Linked DNA regions of Homo sapiens: region 2 is linked to region 1. The links are chromatin loops, found by intact Hi-C in ENCODE. Cell type or tissue: Calu3. All regions are shown on one strand. Each heading gives the region's core, and the rest is flanking DNA. Links, peaks and the distances in the headings are about the cores only. Region 1 overlaps PPM1H (protein phosphatase, Mg2+/Mn2+ dependent 1H). Region 2 has its middle 19 kb from the start of MON2.

The links. Peaks named below come from ENCODE experiments on the same cell type or tissue, not always from the same donor. Only the 100,000 strongest peaks of a DNase experiment are listed, where the experiment ranks them.
Region 2: it touches region 1 in a loop (6-fold over the local background); 1 of 110 quality-filtered maps calls a loop at or near these places.

Annotation. Positions count from the first base shown.
Region 1 is chr12:62,723,216-62,727,615 of GRCh38, reverse strand. The region is part of intron 5 of PPM1H (protein phosphatase, Mg2+/Mn2+ dependent 1H); the gene reads left to right. Among named protein-coding and RNA genes, the nearest start is that of MIRLET7I, 120 kb to the right of the region's middle. RefSeq lists an enhancer at 2,018-3,217. In Calu3, for the core only: no CTCF peak of the experiment used is centred there; a DNase peak (open chromatin) is centred at 2,505.
Region 2 is chr12:62,445,547-62,449,946 of GRCh38, reverse strand. No RefSeq gene overlaps it. Among named protein-coding and RNA genes, the nearest start is that of MON2, 19 kb to the left of the region's middle. In Calu3, for the core only: no CTCF peak of the experiment used is centred there; no DNase peak of the experiment used is centred there.

The DNA of each region.
Region 1 (4,400 bases), core at 189-4,188:
TAATTTATAGGTTTCTCATCTGCAGGCTTATTAAGTGAAGAGACAAAGCATTATTATTTAGGTATTCTTAGGATTGTAAAATAACATCATGGGGTTTTAAAAACCACATGCAGCCATGCACATGTGTTTTTATGGGAAGACATCTATCAATTTATAAGAAGTTAACTAAATCCAAACTACGTGGGTCCAAGATGGTTTTTATACAATATGGGCCTTACTTTTAACTTTTTCAAAAGATTGAAGGCTGTGTTATCTTATAGTTTAAATAATCACTATGTTGTGATTGTGTAGAGCAGGTCAGAATGTCCTGTATTCATTCTTTTAGCAAATACTTACTCAGCACCTTTACTATGTTGGGTGCTATGCTGGGCACTGGAGTGGAGTTAAGGTTTTAAAAATGATGGACACATGGCCGGGCATGGTGGCTCATGGCTGTAATCCCAGCACTTTGGGAGGCTGAGGCAGGTGAATCACCTGAGATTAGGAGTTCTAGACCAGCCTGGTGAAACCCTGTCTCTACTAAAAATACAAAAATTTGCTGGGCATGGTAGCGGGCGCCTGTAATCCTAGCTACTCAGGAGGCTGAGGCAGGAGAATTGCTTGAACCCAGGAGGCGGAGGTTGCAGTGAGCCAAGATCAAGCCATTGCATTACAGCCTGGGTGACAAGAGTGAAACTCTGTCTCAAAAAAAAAAAGTCAGTAAATTATTAGCAAACTAGCAAATTCCTGCCCCAACACTTTACAGACTTTGGGCTTATTGCTTATGGTAAATCCAAAGTAAAATCATTTTGAAGACTCAGGACTCCAGAATGCTGACTTGAGCAATGCTTCCAGAGGCACAGACCAGTACAAATGAAGTAATTCTAGCCAGTCATGGTCACCTGAATTCTGGGCAGGCCCTAAGAAGTTTCCAAATCACCAAGTTGTTTGGCCACTCTGCGTTTGCGGACAAAACATCTCTGCGCTGGCCTGATGGGAATCTGCGGCTTCCACATCCCCGCATTGGAGCCAGGCCCCTGCTCTGCTTGCCTCTTCTCCAGGATTTTGGCTTTCCCTAAAATTATTAGAACAAGAAGCAGTAACGCTCTTCTCAGCAGTCTTTTAAAACTTGCTTTAAACACTGGGTTCTCAAAAAACTAATTTTTAGAGGGTTTTTTTTTTCAAATGAAAGTAATCTGTGTCCAATGGTCAAAATATCCACAATTATGGATACATTAAAAAGAAAACCCTCAGATAACTTTTTTAAATATTTTGATGACTGTACATGTGTAAACATGTGTGCATATAAGACTATATAAACTTTTATGATTGCACAAAAAGATAGACTAATAACCGTAAGTGTTTTCCTCTGAAAACCAACAGGTTTTTACAAATTGTGTGCAGCCATGTATTTTAGCATCTCATTTTTCATTAAGCAACCATATGTTTGCTCTGTTTGTACCAAGTTCTTGAGAAGAGTTCCTTTAATGCCATTAACTCCATAGGGTTTGACATATGCAACAGCAGTAAGTATTGAATGTGGTGGCAAGGAGGTGGGTGGTGATTTTTTAAAAAAGAGAGAGTGGTAAAAATATATCACAGGTACACAAGGAGTACTTATAATTTCTATGGTAAGCATGATTATGACAGAAAATGAATCATGCCACCTGTGCTGTGTCAGTTAGCAACAGAGGAAGAAAAATCAGAAGGATGGAGAAATCTAAGAGTGTGGCATCAGTATCAGTGGGGGGGTGACTATGACAGTATTTCCTCAGAACTAAGACACGTCTTTGTTTTTTTTTAACATATCTGAATTTTATATTTGATTTTTGCTGCCAGCCAGGGGACAGGCATGACATGTCATCTCCTGGACATATGTGAACATCAAAAGGGCAGACACCTGCAGGGGCGGAAAAGATTTCCTCACCCATCACAAGGTCCCCCATAAGAAAAGACAAGATAAACAAGAGAAAAGCATACAAATCTATTTAATATAAGTTTTACATGACACAGGAGACTTTATGAGAAATTGAAGACCTAAAGAAATAGGTAAACTTTGTATATTTTTATGCTTAAGTTTGAGGAAGACTGGACAGTCATGGAGAAATATAATTGGATAAAGTGGGTGTGATCTAATGGGAATAAACTGGGGAGAATTTAGCAAGGCTGTTTGTTCAGATTCTTCTGTATCCCTGTGTCTTCAGAGTTAAAGATGTTTCTTTCCTCTGGATATGGGGCGGGCACCTCTGGAATGAGGATCCTGTGACCTGCTTCAGGGGAGAGGGACAAGGGGAAGTTGAGAGACTTTCCTGTTTCTGCTGTTTCCTCAAATGCCAAGGTGCCATTTTTTGGGGTAGAATGTCCTGAGTCCCAACACACCAAACTTTTGTGGGATGGGTGTCCAGCAGCTTGGAAGAACATCCTGCAGAGAAAAGTGAAGGGCTTGTTAAGCATCACTGGATCCAACTAATTGTGCGGAGGAGTTTGAGGAGGTGTGACTCAGACTTGCTTAGCCACATTCCTGAAGTGGGAGTCAGAAGTAAGCTGGCTCTAGAGGATTGCAAAGCTGGCTTAAGAACTTCTGCACCCTTAGCTTTGAGGCTTCCAGTGCTGTTGTGGATTAATTAAAAAATGCTGCGTCACCGGTGCTCTCATGAAACACACAACACTTCTGTGTGGAAAATTATGAACATACATGATTCAGAGTTGAAAAATGATGAGAGCAGTTGGATTCTAAATGTAAAAGTTTTGGAAACCTTAGCCAACCTACTTCAATTCTATATCCCTTATTAAATATATACAATAGTGATAGATAATAAAAATGTGTCTAAGTCTCAGCTCTTATGAAAAGGATAAAATTAAAATTTGAAGTGTTAAGAAAGAATTATACATATTTTAATTGGCTGCTTTTTTTCTTCCTGGAAGTAATAAAATGATGGTGCGTCTAATGGCATATATGTTTGATGAAATATCATACCCTGTTGTTATCCTGGAAGAAAGCAAGCAGTTTGTGGAAATCATGAAAGGCTCTGTGTGTGAAGGCGCCTCAGAGTGACACAATATTTAAGGCCCTTTCAAACCTGCACATCCTCAGAGGGAGAGGGTAGGTGGCCCCTGCAGTTATCAAAGCTGTTGAGGAGTTCCCAACTAACCCACAGACATCTGCCTCAACAGATCTTCTGACGCAGCCACCCAGGCAAATGGATATCAGCCAAAAAGAGCCCAAGGGTCCCTGGTTTAAAGCACCATCAAAGGGCCCACTCATCCTCCTGTTAGGAGGCAAAGCGCCTGAAATCTCCACACTTACCCTTATGTGGGAGAAGAGATTTCTTACCCATTCATGGCTGATGCCCCTATAACAAAAGACAGATTAACAAGAGAAAAGCAAACAAATTGATTTAATATAAGCTTATGTCACATAGATGTCTTCAGAAAGCCCCAAGGAAACAGGGCAAACTGTATTTTTAGGGACAGTCATACAGAAGTTTGATCAAAGGACAAAAGATCTAATGGTAATAAACTCAGGGGTAGGGGTACTTAGCAAGGCCTGTTTGTTCAGCATCATCTTGGCATCCCTGTGTGATATTTCTTTCCTCTGGGTATGGTGCAGGGCCCCTCTGGAATCGGGTCTTAATGATCTATTTTCTGGGGAAGGTGAGCTAGGTCTCATGGCTTGCTTTAGAGGAGGAGTAAGGGGAATTCTTCCTAGTTTCTATGGGCTGCTTCTCCTGTTCCCTCAAATGCCCAGGTACTGTGATTGGAGGTAGTGTGTCCTGAACATGCATCACCTTCTTAGACATGGGGTTTGTTAAGAAATGTGCTCAGGAATGTCGTTTGGATTCTTACCTGTTTGTTAATAATATATATGCATGCCACGTATCTGTATTTACACACACACACAGCCTTAGTCTGTCTGGTGCTGCTATAACAATACTACAAACTGAGTAATTTATAAAGAACAAAATTTATCACAGTTCTGGGGTCTGGGAAGCCCCAAGATCAAGACACTAGCATCTGGTAAGGGCTTTCTTGCTCTGTTTTCACATGGCAGAAGGTGGAAGGGCAAGAGAGTGAACTCACTCTCACAAGCCCTTTTCTATAGCAGCATTAATTCACGAGGGCTCTACCTTCATGGCCTAAACACCTCCCAAAAAGTCTGCCTCCCAACATTGTTGCATTAGGGGTTAAATTGCCAACACATGAATTTTAGGAGACACATTCAGACCATAACATGTTCATTTGTAAACAGATGGTTCCCAACTTACTTTTTTTTTTTAATCAGGGCAGCCTTCATTTTACAAAGCAGAATGAAAGCACCGCTACTTTTTTTTTTTTAACTTTCTGATATTGTGAAAGCAATATGCATTTGGTAGAAATCATACTTCAAATTGATTTTGAATTTTGACCTTTTTCCAGGCTAG
Region 2 (4,400 bases), core at 167-4,166, 280 kb after region 1:
CTCAGGCAATCCGCTTGCCTTGGCCTCCCCAAGTGCTGGGGTTACAGGCATGAGCCATGGGGCCAAGCCCGTGGTAATTATTTTAAGAATCTAGTGAGTTTATCATGTAATTTTTTCTTTTAGAATATTAGGGAGAAGTTATATTGCTAGACTTTTCTGGTATGGACTATGTTTGCAGTCTTAGGATAAACTTGATTATAATGATTTTTTTTTTTTTGAGGAGTCTCACTCTGTCGCCCAGGCTGCAGTGCAGTGGCTCGATCTCGGCTCACTGCAACCTCCACCTTCTGGGTTCAAGCGAGTCTCCTGTCTCAGCCTCCTGAGTAGCTGGGATTACAGGCATGTGCTACCATGCCCAGTTAGTTTTGTATTTTTAGTAGAGACAGGGTTTTACCATGTTGGCCAGGCTGGTCTTGAACTCCTGACCTCGAGTGATCCACCCGCCTCGGCCTCCCAAAGTGCTGGGATTACAGGTGTGAGCCACCACGCCCAGCCAAATAATTTTTTTATTACACTTTTGGATTTAAGTCCCTTAATATAGGCATTTCCTGCTTAATCTCTGTAATCAGTTTTTGAAAATCAGATGTCATGAATGAAGTCACCAACCAGGAAAAGTTTTGATGCATTTCATATCAAGCCAAACCCCAAATCAATTTCCTAAACCATACGAAACCCATTTTAAAAATCCATAAAAATGAACAAACAGTACTGTAAGAATATAAAGTGCAGCCCGGCACAGTGGCTCACACCTGTAATCACAGCATTTTGGGAGGCCGAGGCAGGCGAATCACCTGAGGTCAGGAGTTCAAGACCAGCCTGACCAACATGGAGAAACCCTAACTCTACTAAAAATACAAAATTAGCCAGGCATGGTGGCATGTGCCTGTTATCCCAGCTACTTGGGAGGCTGAGGCAAGAGAATTGCTTTAACCCCTGGAGGCAGAGGTTGCATTGAGGTGAGATCATGCCATTGCACTCCAGCCTGGGCAACAACAGCAAAACTCCATCTAAAAAAAAAAAAAAAAAAAAAAAAAAAAAAAAAAATATATATATATATATATATATATATATATATATATATATATAATGCTTAAAACATCACTTCTTGATCACCTGAAAATTAAGACTGACTGTAAGCATATAGTTGCTCTGTAGGTATGGCTTGGCCTCTCTGGGCCAGCAACATCCCCAGTGCACATTTCTCTTGGTTTTGTTGACTCGCAGTATGCTTTTCAAAATTTCCACATGAGATTTGACAGCTCAACTATTGCATTTACGATGTAACTCAAAACTTTCCCCACATATTGTTTTGTTTAAAAATTGTATTGAATATTTTTCTGGGCATAAGTATAAACATTCTTTATAATAAGCATCAGCCAAAAAATGTTGTATTGTATACATCCTATGAAATCTGAATAGTAATAACAAAAAGGTGTTCTACTGGGAAAACGTTAGTTGGAAATGTCTAAAGTGGAGTATACATGTAGTTTATTTAGAATATTTCTGTTAAAATATTCAAAATTTCTGTTAAAGTTCAAAAATTAAGTGGCCTTTTCCTTTTTTTGTATTTATCCATGTTTGCGGTCAAGATTACACCATTTGTACTGATCAGCTGAGTTTGACAACTCTCTTTAAAAAATATTAAATAAGGCTGGGCGGGGTGGCTCATGCCTGTAATCCCAGCACTTTGGGAGGCTGACGTGGGTGGATCACTTGAGGTCAGGAGTTCGAAACCAGCCTGACCAATATGGTGAAACCCTGTCTCTACTAAAAATACAAAAATTAGCCAGGCATGGTGGCATGTGCCTGTAGTCCCAGCTACTCAGGAGGCTGAGACAGGAGAATTGCTTGAACCCGGGAAGTGGAGTTTGCAGTGAGCTGAGATCATGCCACTGCACTCCAGCCTGGGTGACAGAGTGAGACTCCGTCTCAAAAATAAAATAAAATAAAATAAAATAAAATAAAATAAAATAAAATAAAATAAAATTCAATAAGTAATTTGCCCAACTAAGGGACTATATTTTCTAGCCTTCTATACAGTTGGATATGGACATGCTTTTAAATTCTGGCCAGTGAGATATAGGTGGAGTGATATGGTTGGCTCTGTGTCCCCACCCAAATCTCATCTCAAATTGTACTCCCTTGGCAGAGGTTGCAGTGAGCTAAGACTGCCCCATTATACTCCAGCCTGGGCAACAGAGCGAGACTCTGTCTCAAAAAAGAAAAAAAATTGTACTCCTTTAATTCCCATGTGTTGTGGGAGGGACCCAGTGGAAGATAATTGAATCATGGAGGCGGGTCTTTCCAGTGTTGTTCTCGTGATAGTGAATAAGTCTCATGAGATCTGATGATTTTATAAGGGGGTGTTTCCCTACACAAGCTCTCTTTTTGCCTGCTGCCATCCATCTAAGACATGACTTGCTCCTCCTTGCCTTCCACCATAATTGTGAGGCCTCCCCAGCCATATGGAACTGTGAGTCCATTAAGCTTCTTTCCTGTATAAATCATCCAGTCTAGGGTATGTCTTTATTAGTAGCATGAACATGGACTAATACATGGAGGTTTGAAATTGCCTTTGCAAAAATTATGACAATGAAGGAAATCTAAAAATTATGACAGTGAGGGAAATCTAACATAACTGACTCTTGCTTCTAACCTCACGAGCTGTGTGCTCAGTCCAAGCTAACTATGGGAGGAATTCAGTTTATAGTTTAACTTTGATTCAAAGATGATAACAGTCCCTTTCCAAAATTAAATGCTTCTTTGCTCAGGACTGAAACTGCCTTTGTAAAACTAACAAAAGGTAGAATTATGGTTAGAATTCACAATGCTAGAATTGTGATAAAGGCCTGAATTCTGCTAAGATGTAGGCACAGTTAAACTCTAACTAACCATTGTTTTATAACTTGCCTTTTTAAAACTACTTACTGCTCAGGAGTCATGTAGTCAACGGTCACAAGATTTACAACTTCCCTAATTGTCCCTATGGATAATATTGCTGTTGTAAAACCTAAGACTGGTGTTTGAGATATTTTTCAGACCTTGCATTTGTTATGGTTAAACTGGCACCACCCAGACTGGTAACCCATAGCCAGGAACTAACTCAGTACAAGAAGAAAGTGTCAACTTCCTATGATTTCATCTCTGACCTGACCAATCAGTATTCTCCATTCCCTAGCTCCCTGCCTACCAAACTGTCCTTGAGAAACCCTAGTCCCCAAATTCTTAGGGAGGTGGATTAGAGAATTATCTCTCATCCTCCTACCCTCCCAGTGTGGTGGTTCTCAAAAAATTAAAAATAAAACTACCACTGGGGGCTGGGTGTGGTGGCTCATGCCTGTAATCCCAGCACTTTGGGAGGCCGAGGCAGGCAGATCACCTGAGGTCGGGAGTTCAAGACCAGCTTGACCAGCATAGAGAAACCCCATCTCTACTAAAATCACAAAATTAGCCAGATGTGATGGTGCATGCCTGTAATCTCAGCTACTCAGAAGGCTGAGACAGGAGAATCGCTTGAACCTGGGAGATGGAGGTTGTGGTGAGCCAAGATTGCACCATTGCACTCTAGCCTGGGCAATAAGAGCAAAACTCCATCTCAAAAAAACAAAACAAAAACCAAACAAACAAACAAAAAACTACCATCAGATACAGCAAGTCTGCTTCCAGGTATATATTCAAAAGAATTGAAAGCAATACCTTGAAGAGATATTTGCACACCCATGTTAATTGCAGCACTAGTCACAATAGCCAAGAGGTGGAAGCAGCCCAAATGTTTATCAACGGATAAATGGGTAAAGAAAATGTGGCACCTATGTTATGCAGAGATCCTGGTGCAAGGGAGCCTTCTCTAATCCACACTCAAGCAGATTTCCAGGCATGAAGAGCACCCACTTTCTTGGATTAAGTGTTTTGGCCACCTCCCAACCCATGCAGAGAACTGGGGCTGAGGAGGATTCCCAGCTCCATACCTAGGCACACCTCTGGGTACTCGGTGGCCACCCACTAGATTTTCCCTCAGTGCTGGTGCTTGTGTCTGCCATTGGGGGACCTGTAGGTGGACCTGCCCAGTCCAGACCTGCCCATCTTGTCCCCACCACCCTGGGGCTGAGCAGGGAGTTCAGACCACTCTGCACTCCAAGAACCAGCCCATTTCCTGAGGCAACAGAGGGCTTCTCCCAGTAAAAAAGGATCAAGTATATACCCAGCACCCTTGGTCACAGCCTGTTCTTACCTACAAGTTTCATCTACTGGCTTGCAGGTTGAACTGCACAGCCTGATATAAAAACTGCTGACAGAAATGCATAGGAGTATAGCAGAAAAGCCAGAAGATCTTACCTAGTCTTCTCTACAGTCACATCCCCTAAGAACGGGAGGGAAGAGAAAGAGAAAGGAAAGAAAAT